Linked DNA regions of Homo sapiens: region 1 is linked to region 2. A link is an interaction called in ENCODE POLR2A ChIA-PET data of the cell type or tissue named here. Cell type or tissue: GM12878. All regions are shown on one strand. Each heading gives the region's core, and the rest is flanking DNA. Links, peaks and the distances in the headings are about the cores only. Region 1 overlaps DPH6 (diphthamine biosynthesis 6). Region 2 has its middle 44 kb from the start of ZNF770.

Region 1 (5,391 bases), core at 94-5,093, 460 kb before region 2:
TTTTTTTAAGAGATGAGGCCTTGCTGTGTTGCTCAGGCTGTTCTCAAAGTCCTGGCATCAAGTAATTCTCCTACCTCAGCCTCCCAAGTAGCTGGGATTACCGACTTGAGCAGCTGCACCCGGTTTAAGATACAAAATTATATATACACTTTGACGGCATCTACGTAAAAAAAGCTATATGAATAGAGACTAAAAGGAAATACTTATAACTTGGGCTGCATTATTTGGATTGGTAAAATGTAATTAGACTTGGCATTGTGAAGAAGTTACAATATATAAGGTCGTGACTGTTGTTTAGAATTATATTTGAATCAGTAAGGATTATATGTCTATTCCCATTCCCATCAACAAGGACGCATGTACACTTCTCACTGGTGGCCATTTCTTAACTTTCTGGGAAGTGGGGGAGGTGTGTGGGATGGGGTGAGGGGAAGAAGTGGAAGAATCCTGGATATCCTTAACTTTATGCTTTGATAACCACGTGATGATCTGTGCAAAAATCTGTTTTTTATGGTAATAAAGGAACAAGAGAATTCTTTATTTTTCTGTCCCAAGAAGTGATTTAATTTTTAAAACTGACAGTAAGGAGGAAACAGTGAAGGAGAGATAGGGGAGTAAGAACTAGTACCAGTATAAGCTGATGACTTGTTATAAACAAGGGACCTGAAATATTATACTGTTGTTGTTTTTAAGCATTTTATCATTCTAGATCTGTTTCACAGCAAGCCTTTCTGAGGGCTGGCACTCAGGGACATGGTGAGAAACATTTGAGATAGTATTAAGGTTGTGGGTTTTTTAATTTCAGAACTGAGGGAAGTCTCTATACTCAATGGAGAGAAGGTGCCAACTATTAAAATATGAACTTGCATAGTGCTGTGCATAATAGTCTGCTCAACCTATTGAAAGTAAAGGGGATGGCTTGCAGATTAACTAATATTGCATAGTCTTCCTTCTAGTATTGAAAAAAGAAGAGTGTAGCTCAATAAGAGTCAACAATAACCGACTATTTTAACAGATGGAATCTTTCGGTTTGTTATCATCAATTCATGTATTTGGTGTTTCTAAACTTTTGTACTTACGTTATTTTTACACTATTGGATAATGTTAGTAGAATATTGTCTTTTAAGTATCTGTTGCTTTTAGGAGATGGTTTTGGAATGACATTGGATAATAACTAAACAAATTTGAATTAGATTATTTTTGTGTCTTGGTTTTATTACTTTTAGCTATGATTTTGGACCATCCTCTTTTCTCTCCATTTTCCTGAGGGTTGTTTGACATTTTTATCGATTCACAGAGTAAGTGGTCTTTTTCTTTTCCTTTTCTTCCCCAATAATACAGAGACTGATTAAAAGAGGGTATATTTTTACTTGTCGTGAATCAACCATGTTATAGAACTCTTGCTTTCTCAACTTCCGACTATGGATATGGCTATTTTTAAAAACTTATGGTTAACCCTTTTAGGGCAAGGAAACTTGTTGTATGAAAAAGGAACACATTTTAGAGAACAGAGCCAATTCTAACTCTGCTGTATAACTTTATATGTTGGTGTTAAAGCTAGTTTCCAGAATGGGTAACTAGTTAGGAATTTATTCTTGAGCAATATGACAAATAAAAATTTCACTTTAAAAATAAGTTCACTAATACCCATTTCTCATATTAATTTATTTAACAAATATTTGTTGACTACTTATTGTTTGACAGGCCCAATGACCATTTCTAAGAATGTAATGGGGAGCAAAAAGAGATGCACTGTTTGTGAGCATCTGCTTGGAGCGTAGTAATTAGTCTGATAATTACTAATTAATTATATAATTAGCTATTAGTATCTACAGACATTAATCAAATAAACTATCTAAAACATAAAATTGCAGCTATGAAATATGCTCTAAAGGAAAAGTACAGGAGGCTATGACAATGAATTTAAACTGATTAAAGTTTAGGAAAGCCTTTCTTAAAGAGGGGCTTCAGTGTAAGAGGTTTCTCCAAACAGGCAGCATCTGAATAAGTTCCAGAAAGAGTTTCAGTCTGAGAGACAGTCATAAGCAAAGACCTCTGGCAGGTGGGAGAGCAGCTTGGTGGGTAGTATTAGGCTGAGAGAAAGCCAGTGTTGCTGCAGTGCCCAGAGTAAAAGTTGAGAGTGATTATGTGAATGGCTGGAGAAGTAGGAAGTAAGTCCTTCTGGTGTTATGTACTGTTATGCATTGTGGTTTTAATTTGCATTTCTCTGATGAGATTGAAAATTTTTTTCACATGTTTACTGACCATTTTCATATTTTTTCTGAGTCATCCCTGGTCAAGTCTGTTGCTCATTTTTCTATTTGGTTCTCTTTATCTCTCTCATATTCATTGGTAGAGGATATATATATATATATATATATATTTTTTTTTTTTTGAGATGGAACTTTCGTCTTGTTGCCTAGGCCGGAGTGCAATAGCCCAATTTCAGCTCACTGCAACCTCCGCCTCCCGGGTTCTAGCGATTCTCCTGCCTCAACCTCCCAAGTAGCTGGGATTGCAGGTGCCCGCCACCATGCCTGGCTAATTTTTTCTATTTTTAGTAGAAACAGGTTCCACCATGTTGGTCAAACTGTCCTCAAACTCCTGACCTCAGGTGATTCACCCGCCTCGGCCTCCCAAAGTGCTGGGATTATAGGCGTTAGTCACTGTGCCTGGCCAGATTTTTATATTTTTAATACAAGTCCTTTTTCAGATACGTGTATTGTAAATATCTTTTATTTTGGTTAGAAAAATAAATTCAAGTTATCAATTTTTTCTAAGTAATTAGATAAGGCATTTTATACTGTGTTTAAGGAATCTTTCTGTATCACAAAGTCATGAAGATACTCTCCTGTACTATCTTTTAGAAGCTATTGTTTACTTACACATTTGATATATACTTGAAATTGATTTGTGTATGATGTGAGCTAAGAGTAAGGATTCATTTTTTTCCCCATAGGGATATCCATTTGTCTCAGTATCATATATTGAAGAGATTCCACTATACCATGTTCTCATCTTTGTCATAAATCAAGTTACTATATATGTGTGGATCTGTTTCTGAACTCTTTATTCTATTCCATAAGTTAATTTGTTTCTTCTTAGGCCATTAGAAAACTTTTTAAATTAGTGCAGCTTTATAATAAATCTTGCTGTCTGGTAGTGTAATTTCTCCAATGTAATTCCTTTTTAAGAGTGCCATAACTATTAGGATCAAGTTGCCAGTTTCTACAAAAATAATCTGCTGGGATTTTGAGCGGGATTATACTGAATCTATAGATTCATTTGAGAATTGACATCATCAGAATATTGAGTCTTCTGTCTGTGGATCTAGTACATTCCTCCATTTATTTGGGCCTTCTTTATTTCCTTTGTATAATATTTTGGCATTTCCTGTGTAGAAGTCATGCACATGTGTCTTTAAAATTATGTCTGAGTGTTTTTTGATGCTAGTGCCGGTATGTATTATTTGCTAGGGCTACCATAACAAAGTACCACAAACTGAGTGGCTCAGATAACAAATTTATTTCCTCACACTTCTGGAGCGTCCAAGATCAAGTTTTCTGTAGGATTGGTTTCATTCTGAGGCCTCTCTTCTTAACTTGTAGATAACCCTCTTCTCCCTAAGTCTTTAAACAGTGTTCCTTTGTATCTGCGAACAATGTCTGTGTTATAATCTCCTCTTCATAATTATAAGGATACCGGACATATTGGATAAGAGCCCACACATGTGACTTAATTTTACATAAATACCACTTTAAAGGTCTTATCTCCAAATACAGTCACCATCTGAGGTACTGGAGTTTAGAACTTCAACATATGAATTTTGAGGGGACACAGTAGAACCTGTAACATAATACTATCAAATTATATTGGTGACATATAGGAATACAATTTGAATTTTGAATCTTGACCTTGTATACAGTGGCCTTGCTACTTCACTTATTACTTTTAAAAGTGTATCTATTAATTGTTTTGGCTTTTCTACACACATGATCACATCACCAGTGAATAATGACATTTTTTTCCTGATTTTAGGGTGAAAGCCTGTAATATTTTACCAATAAGTATGGTACTTGCTGTAGGCTTTTTATAAACCCTTTTTCCAAATTGAGGTAACTCATTTATTGTTCATTTGTTAAGCAAGTTTTTTTTTAAAAAAAAAATCATGAGTGGACTTTGAAATTCACACACAGTTTAAGTGTTAACCATGGAGAAAAGTTGATAGGATGTATTGATTGATAGTTTTGATATAGTAAATAGTGGAAAATAAAAATTTTGTTCATATTGAACAATTGTTCAATTGAAGTTTTGTGTTGTTTCTTAGTTTCTATGAAATTTGAAAGGAATGATTTAGAGAAAACTGGGAAAATTACTTTGAAGGGTGAATTTCATTGAAAAAGTAAAAAATTCAGCCACCTAATATTCTAAAGATCCAGGTGTTTATAGTCATCAGCACTTGAGTAATTTTAATGTAATCTTTATTTCTTTAATTTTTGCCAAGTAGGCAGGTTATTGTTGTCTAATTTGTTTTCAGTTAATAATAGAAATGACTCCTCTAGATACTTTGCTTTGATATTTTGAAGTTTGATACTTGAAAACAGTGAGTATGTACAAAAAGTTAAACTGTGGATTATACAAAGTGTTATTTGGAGCTATTCAGAATCATTAGAAAGTATGTCTCAGATGATAGATGGTTAGGACTAGTCATATGGTAGTATTAATGGCAGTAATATTAAATAGTAATAATAACTAAAGGCAATTTTTTAAGCAATTAAAATATTGTAGGTGCTATTGCAAGTGATTTACATGTGTTAACACAGCCCTTAAAATAATTCTCATAATACTATTTTATCCCACTCTTTTACAGATAAGGAGACTAAGTAAGATACAGAAAGATAACTAGGAAGATAAAGGCCACATAGCTAATAAATGGTGGAATCATGATTTGAATCTGGGCAGTTGGTTCCAGAGTCTGCTCTGGAAGGCTATATTGTACGTGCTGGGATATAAGTCTTTAATTTTAAAATAGAAGATTAAATGAAGAATAGTACATTTTTATCCCAGACTCAAAAAATACAGCAGGAGCAACAAAAATTAGTTTTCCACAATATGACTTTGTTATTTGCCCGTTTATATGCTAGGTGCATAGTCGCTCTCCCTGCTGTCATTCCTAAACCATTATTCTAACCCCCATCCCAACAACCCTCTTCCTACACCAAACCAGTTCACATGCTCTTGATAGCAACACATTGTTTGGAAGTGAAATTAGATATAATGAAGAATCATGACCCTCAGTTTCCATATTAATAAACAGAGGTGAATTCTTTAATCTCTAAAATTACAGAATGGTTGAACCTAATCTTCAAGATTCTTAAAAATGCCTGAAAT
Region 2 (5,391 bases), core at 280-5,279:
ATGGTCAAGCAAATCATAAATGGCCTATTGTCTAGAATCCTGAATGGCATCTACCTTGCTTATTTTTTGCTAATAAATGTTTCAGGTTATTTTAAGCTATGCTTGCATTTTCTTACATATTTGAATCAAATAAATAATAGACCAAGCTGAGTGTGGCGGTGCATGCCAGTAGTCCCAACTAAGCAGGAGGATGAGGTGATCACTTGAGACCAGTGGTTGGAGGTTGCAATGAGCTATGATTGTGCCATTGCACTCTATCCTGGACAACAGAGCAAAACCTTGTCTCAATAAGAATAATAATAATAATAAACGGACCAATACTTAGATGGTTTTTCTGTATAGCCTTATTTCCTTTCACAAAGTTTTATTCTGGATCTTCTCTATATCAGGAGGCTCCTTTAACTTTGATGTGTCTGCCTGGCAAGGGCTTAACGCTGTCATTGTCCCTGATTTAGACTTTTGTCCATCAAAGGCTGTGAACTTTTTCTAAGAAAAGGAAACCTTGTGAACAGAGTAGTTTAAATATTTGATATTCACTTGTAAAAATGAATTCTGTTGGACTTTCCAGTTCTAGGATTCTATTTGTGTAATGGCAGGGTGGAAACAACAGATTGTAGTTGCATGAATGTCATCTGGATTATGTCAGGCAAAGAAACATCAAATTTATCCTGAATTAGATCAAATAGAAAACTCCAAAGATTTTAATCGATGTGAAAAAGTCAATTAATAGAATTGGGAATTACAATTTTCAGTGTTTAGATAGTAGTATATATTGAAATAAAATTTTCTAAAAAATATTGATTAAAATTCTTCTGAGGGCTTTTGGATTCCATCACATGTATTTTATTTCTTGGACTCTTTTGCATCATCAGTGCTGGAGCATCTCTGCAGGCATGTATAATCACACTATGATGCTTCTGTGTGCGGTCCCTGACACAGTGATCTGTTCCCTGCAGAAACAGGAGGTCATGACAACTAAGAAAGCAGAGATTCTACTGTTAGTACAGACAGAGGAAAACAAATTATTTTTTGTCAGTGGATCTGCCTCTTTCCAATTTTTGCAGGAGAATTTCTTTGCAGGTTATTCAGGAACAAATTAGGTATTTGGTCAATGCAAAACTGAATCTTTTTCTTTTTTTTTTTTTTTTTTTTTTTGAGACAGAGTCTTGCTCTGTTGCCCAGGCTGGAGTGTGCAGTGGCACGATCTCAGCTCACTGCAAGCTCTGCCTCTCGGGTTCACACCATTCTCCTGCCTCAGCCTCCCAAGTAGCTGAGACTACATGTGCCCACCACCACACCTGGCTAATTTTTTGTGTTTTTAGTAGAGACGGGGTTTCACCATGTTAGCCAGGATGGTCTCCATCTCCTGACCTTGTGATCCACCCACCTTGGCCTCCCAAAGTGCTGGGATTACAGGCGTGAGCCACCGCGCCCAGCCCAAAACTGTATCTGTCCGTGAATTATACATATATATATTTTAAAGAATGAGTCAGTAAGGGAGTGGCTTTTTTCTGCACCCAGGAAAATGTGTCCATCTTCTTGTGATTAACATGCGGCCGAGTGGAATTGCCTAGAGTGTTTCATTAGCAACACATACAGTAATGTTTCAACACCACAGGGCTAATTGCCTGTCTAATTCAACTGCTTCAGGGAAATCTTGTTTTCTTCCTAAGCAAACCTGAAGATGAATAATAAAAATATTAATATTAATTTCTAAAATTAAAAATATCTATTTATTGACATTAGGGTAATGATTGTCTGATAGCCATAACTTCTTCCATACCTCTCAGTAAATGCCAAATCTTACCTCAGTAGCCTGTTTTTTTCAAATGTTCCTCTAATAAGGAATAGACTCACACTAAATCTTTTTTTTTTTTTTTTTTTTTTGCGATGGAATTTCGCTCTTGTTGCCCAGGCTGGAGTGCAATGGCAAGATCTTGGCTTGCTGCAACCTCTGCCTCCTGGGTTCAAACGATTCTCCTGCCTCAGCCTCCCAAGTAACTGGGATTACAGGCATGCACCACCATGCCTGGCTAATTTTGTATTTTTAGTAGAGACAGGACTTCTCCATGTTGGTCAGGTTGGTCTCCAACTCCTGACCTCAAGTGATCTGCCCGCCTCCGCCTCCCAAAGTGCTGGGATTACAGAGGTCAGCCACCATGCCTGGCCTAAATCTCTTATCTAATAATAATAAAACCTAACTTTTGTTGAGCAATTAATATGTACTTTCCCAAACACATGTGTATAGTATCTCATCTAATCCTCACTACAACTCTGTGAGGTAGGTACTGTCAATAATTCATTCTACAGATGAGTAGATTGAGACACAAAGTGGCTAAATGACAGCTTGAGGTTACGTAACCAATAAAAAAATGGAGATGGAGAATATATTAAAAGCCAGATAGAGAGATGACTGTCACTTTGCAAGGAAGAAAAGCTTAGTCTTATAAAGCAAACAGAAAATGAAAGAGCTTCCTTTCTGCCATATGAAGACTATAATGAATTTTTTCCTGAAAAATTATTTTAGAAAGCAGGAGTTGCACCAAAACATTATATGTACTAAATTTGGAGAGGAGGGGAATTCCTTCAGGCAGTGACCTTTATTACTAAGGCTTGATTTGGAAGCCAACTTTTATAACTCAGTTAAAAACTGCTAAACCCAAGCACTTATATAAAAGAAATGCTGACATGACCTTAATTCCAGAGGTGCAAAGGGTATAATTGAATTTAAGAACAATGCATCTTACACATTAAGTCATTAAATAGATTGTAATAACCTGACACATTTGGTAAGTACTACATGAAAGTGATTTACAATGATATGCAAGTAAAATGAGCTTGCACTATTAGCTACTGTATTTTAGGTTGTGTTTGCCAAATATAACATTAAATTATAATACAGTCATTTAGAAAATGTTATGGTAGTATATCTAAAATGTTCCTGGACATGACGCCAACATAGAGAGAGGGGCTGTTAGAATCTACAGAATATTGCCAAATGCTTATGTATTCAGATAGCTTATATTTACAGTTTTAAGAATTAAACCTAATCAGAAATACACATCTTTTTGACCCAAATTTCTGGAGTTCCTCAGGTGACATGGTACGTCCGGTTGAAGAGTGTATATAAGGATGCCAAGTAAATGCCAAAACTGGAACATTCTTCCACACAGTTATATACTTGGCACTAGAGAAAAAACATCCAGATGTTTGGCATTATACAACTAAATGCCTAAATCCAAGTGAAATCATGAGTTAAACACACAGTCATGGAATTTAATCAATGTAGTCATCCAGTTGGGTTTAATTCTAGCTCAAACAAAATAAAACAAAGCCAAAATTCTTCTCTTCATTTCCTTTTTTTTTTTTTTTTTTTTTTTTTTTTTTGAGACAGAGTCTCACTTTTTCGCCCAGGCCGGAGTGCAGTGGCTCTATCTCGGCTCACTGAAAGCTCTGCCTCCCGGGTTCATGCCATTCTCCTGCCTCAGCCTCCCAAGTAGCTGGGATTACAGGCGCCTGCCACCGTGCCCGGCTAATTTTTTGTATTTTTAGTAGAGACGGGGTTTCACCACATTAGCCAGGATGGTCTTGATCTCCTGAACTCGTTCTTTTCATTTTCAAGGGCAGGGCTGAAGACCTGGATTTTCTATTTATATTGTCTCTGTATTTAATCTGACTGCTTATAGGATCAGTAGTGAAGTGAAATGCACTAATCATTTCAGTGCAACAGAAAATCCACTAGTGGAAAATGCGTTAGCCCTCAGAATTCCAACACTTATTTTGACTGGACCTCCTGCTTGTTTTATTTCCCTATGTAAATGCTAATATAGCAAATGCGAGTTAATACATAAATAAGAATACATCTAACAGCTTTTCCAGGTAAGAGCTGGTCACAATAATTGCAAATATATTCAAATGTTTTATTTTAGGTTTATGTGTAATCAGTGAGCTATGGATGTGAATATGTGCATATATGTTAAAACATAGATAACTCAGTGACCTAAAAATTGCAAATTTCAAAAAAATCACTGCATAGTAAAATAGATTTTTAAAAATCAAGGGCTTAAATTGAATATGTGACTCAATTAGTGTAGTAGATCATGGCAAAATGGCTCCTCTTTTTCCTACTCCTTACAATGTGTATATGCAGCTCTTCCCATCAAGATGTGAAATTCATTAGTCCTCATGTCCACCCCTTGAATCAGGCTGTCTTGTAGATTGCTTTGGTCACTACAATGTGGGGGACATGATGGGATCCCATTCATAGCCAAGGCCTCAAGAGGTGTTATACGCACTCTCTCACTTCCTTCTCTTCCTTTGCCATGAGAACAGCTCTGGGCTACCTGCTAAAGAATGAGAGACCACATGAAAGAGGGCCAAATCATCCCAGCTGGGGCCATCCTAGACCAGCCAGCACCAGCCCACCCCCCGAGCTGATCACAGAAACATAAGCAAGACCAACTAAGTATATCTGAGCCTGATGCAGACCAGTGAACTCATCTGGCTGACTTGTAGGCTTATAAGAGAGAAATAATAAATGGTTGCTTTAAGTCAATAAGTTTAGAGGGTAGTTTCTTATGCCACAGTAGATTACTGATACAATTAGTGTCAGACAATATTTTTATAGCAAAATAATGAAAATATCACAGTTATCTCTAAATATTAATGATCCTTGAATTTACATACATTTAATATTTTGTAATGTACTGTCACAGACTTGGCCTGTAGGCAAGACAGATGTGATTATCCTCATTTTAAAGATGAGATAGGCCGGGCGCAGTGGCTCACGCCTGTAATCCCAGCACTTTGGGAGGTCGAGGCGGGTGGATCACGAGGTCAAGAGATCGAGACCATCCTGGCCAACATGGTGAAACCCCGTCTCTATTAAAAATACAAAAATTAGCTTGGCGTGGTGCCGCGCACCTGTAGTCCCAGCTACTCCGGAGGCTGAGGCAGGAGAATCGCTTGAATCCTGGAGGTGGAGCTTGCAGTGAGCTGAGATCGCGCCACTGCACTCCAGCCTGGCAACAGAGCAAGACTCCGTCTCAAAAAAAAAAAAAGAAAGAAAAGAAAAAAAATCTGCATCCTGGCCGGACGCAGTGGCTCACGCCTGTGATCCCAGCACTTTGGGAGGCTGAGGCGGGCGGATTACGAGATCAGGAGTTCAAGACCAGCCTGGCCAACATGGTGAAACCCCATCTCTCCTAAAAACACAAAAATTAGCCAGGCATGGTGGCGGGTGCCTGTAATCCAAGCTACCTGGGAGACTGAGGCAGTCTCCTGCCTCAATCACTTGAATCCAGGAGGCGGAGGTTTCAGTGAGCCAAGATTGTGCCAGTGCACTCCCGCCTGGCTGACAGAGCAAGATTCCGTCTCAAAAACAAACACAAA

Evidence for each region. Peaks named below come from ENCODE experiments on the same cell type or tissue, not always from the same donor. Only the 100,000 strongest peaks of a DNase experiment are listed, where the experiment ranks them.
Region 1: POLR2A ChIA-PET joins it to region 2 with 6 read pairs; 2 of 35 experiments call an interaction of 5 or more read pairs at or near these places.

The regions. Positions count from the first base shown.
Region 1 is chr15:35,493,560-35,498,950 of GRCh38, reverse strand. All of the region lies in intron 3 of DPH6 (diphthamine biosynthesis 6), which reads left to right. Among named protein-coding and RNA genes, the nearest start is that of DPH6, 50 kb to the left of the region's middle. In GM12878, for the core only: no CTCF peak of the experiment used is centred there; a DNase peak (open chromatin) is centred at 2,150.
Region 2 is chr15:35,029,970-35,035,360 of GRCh38, reverse strand. No RefSeq gene overlaps it. Among named protein-coding and RNA genes, the nearest start is that of ZNF770, 44 kb to the right of the region's middle. In GM12878, for the core only: no CTCF peak of the experiment used is centred there; no DNase peak of the experiment used is centred there.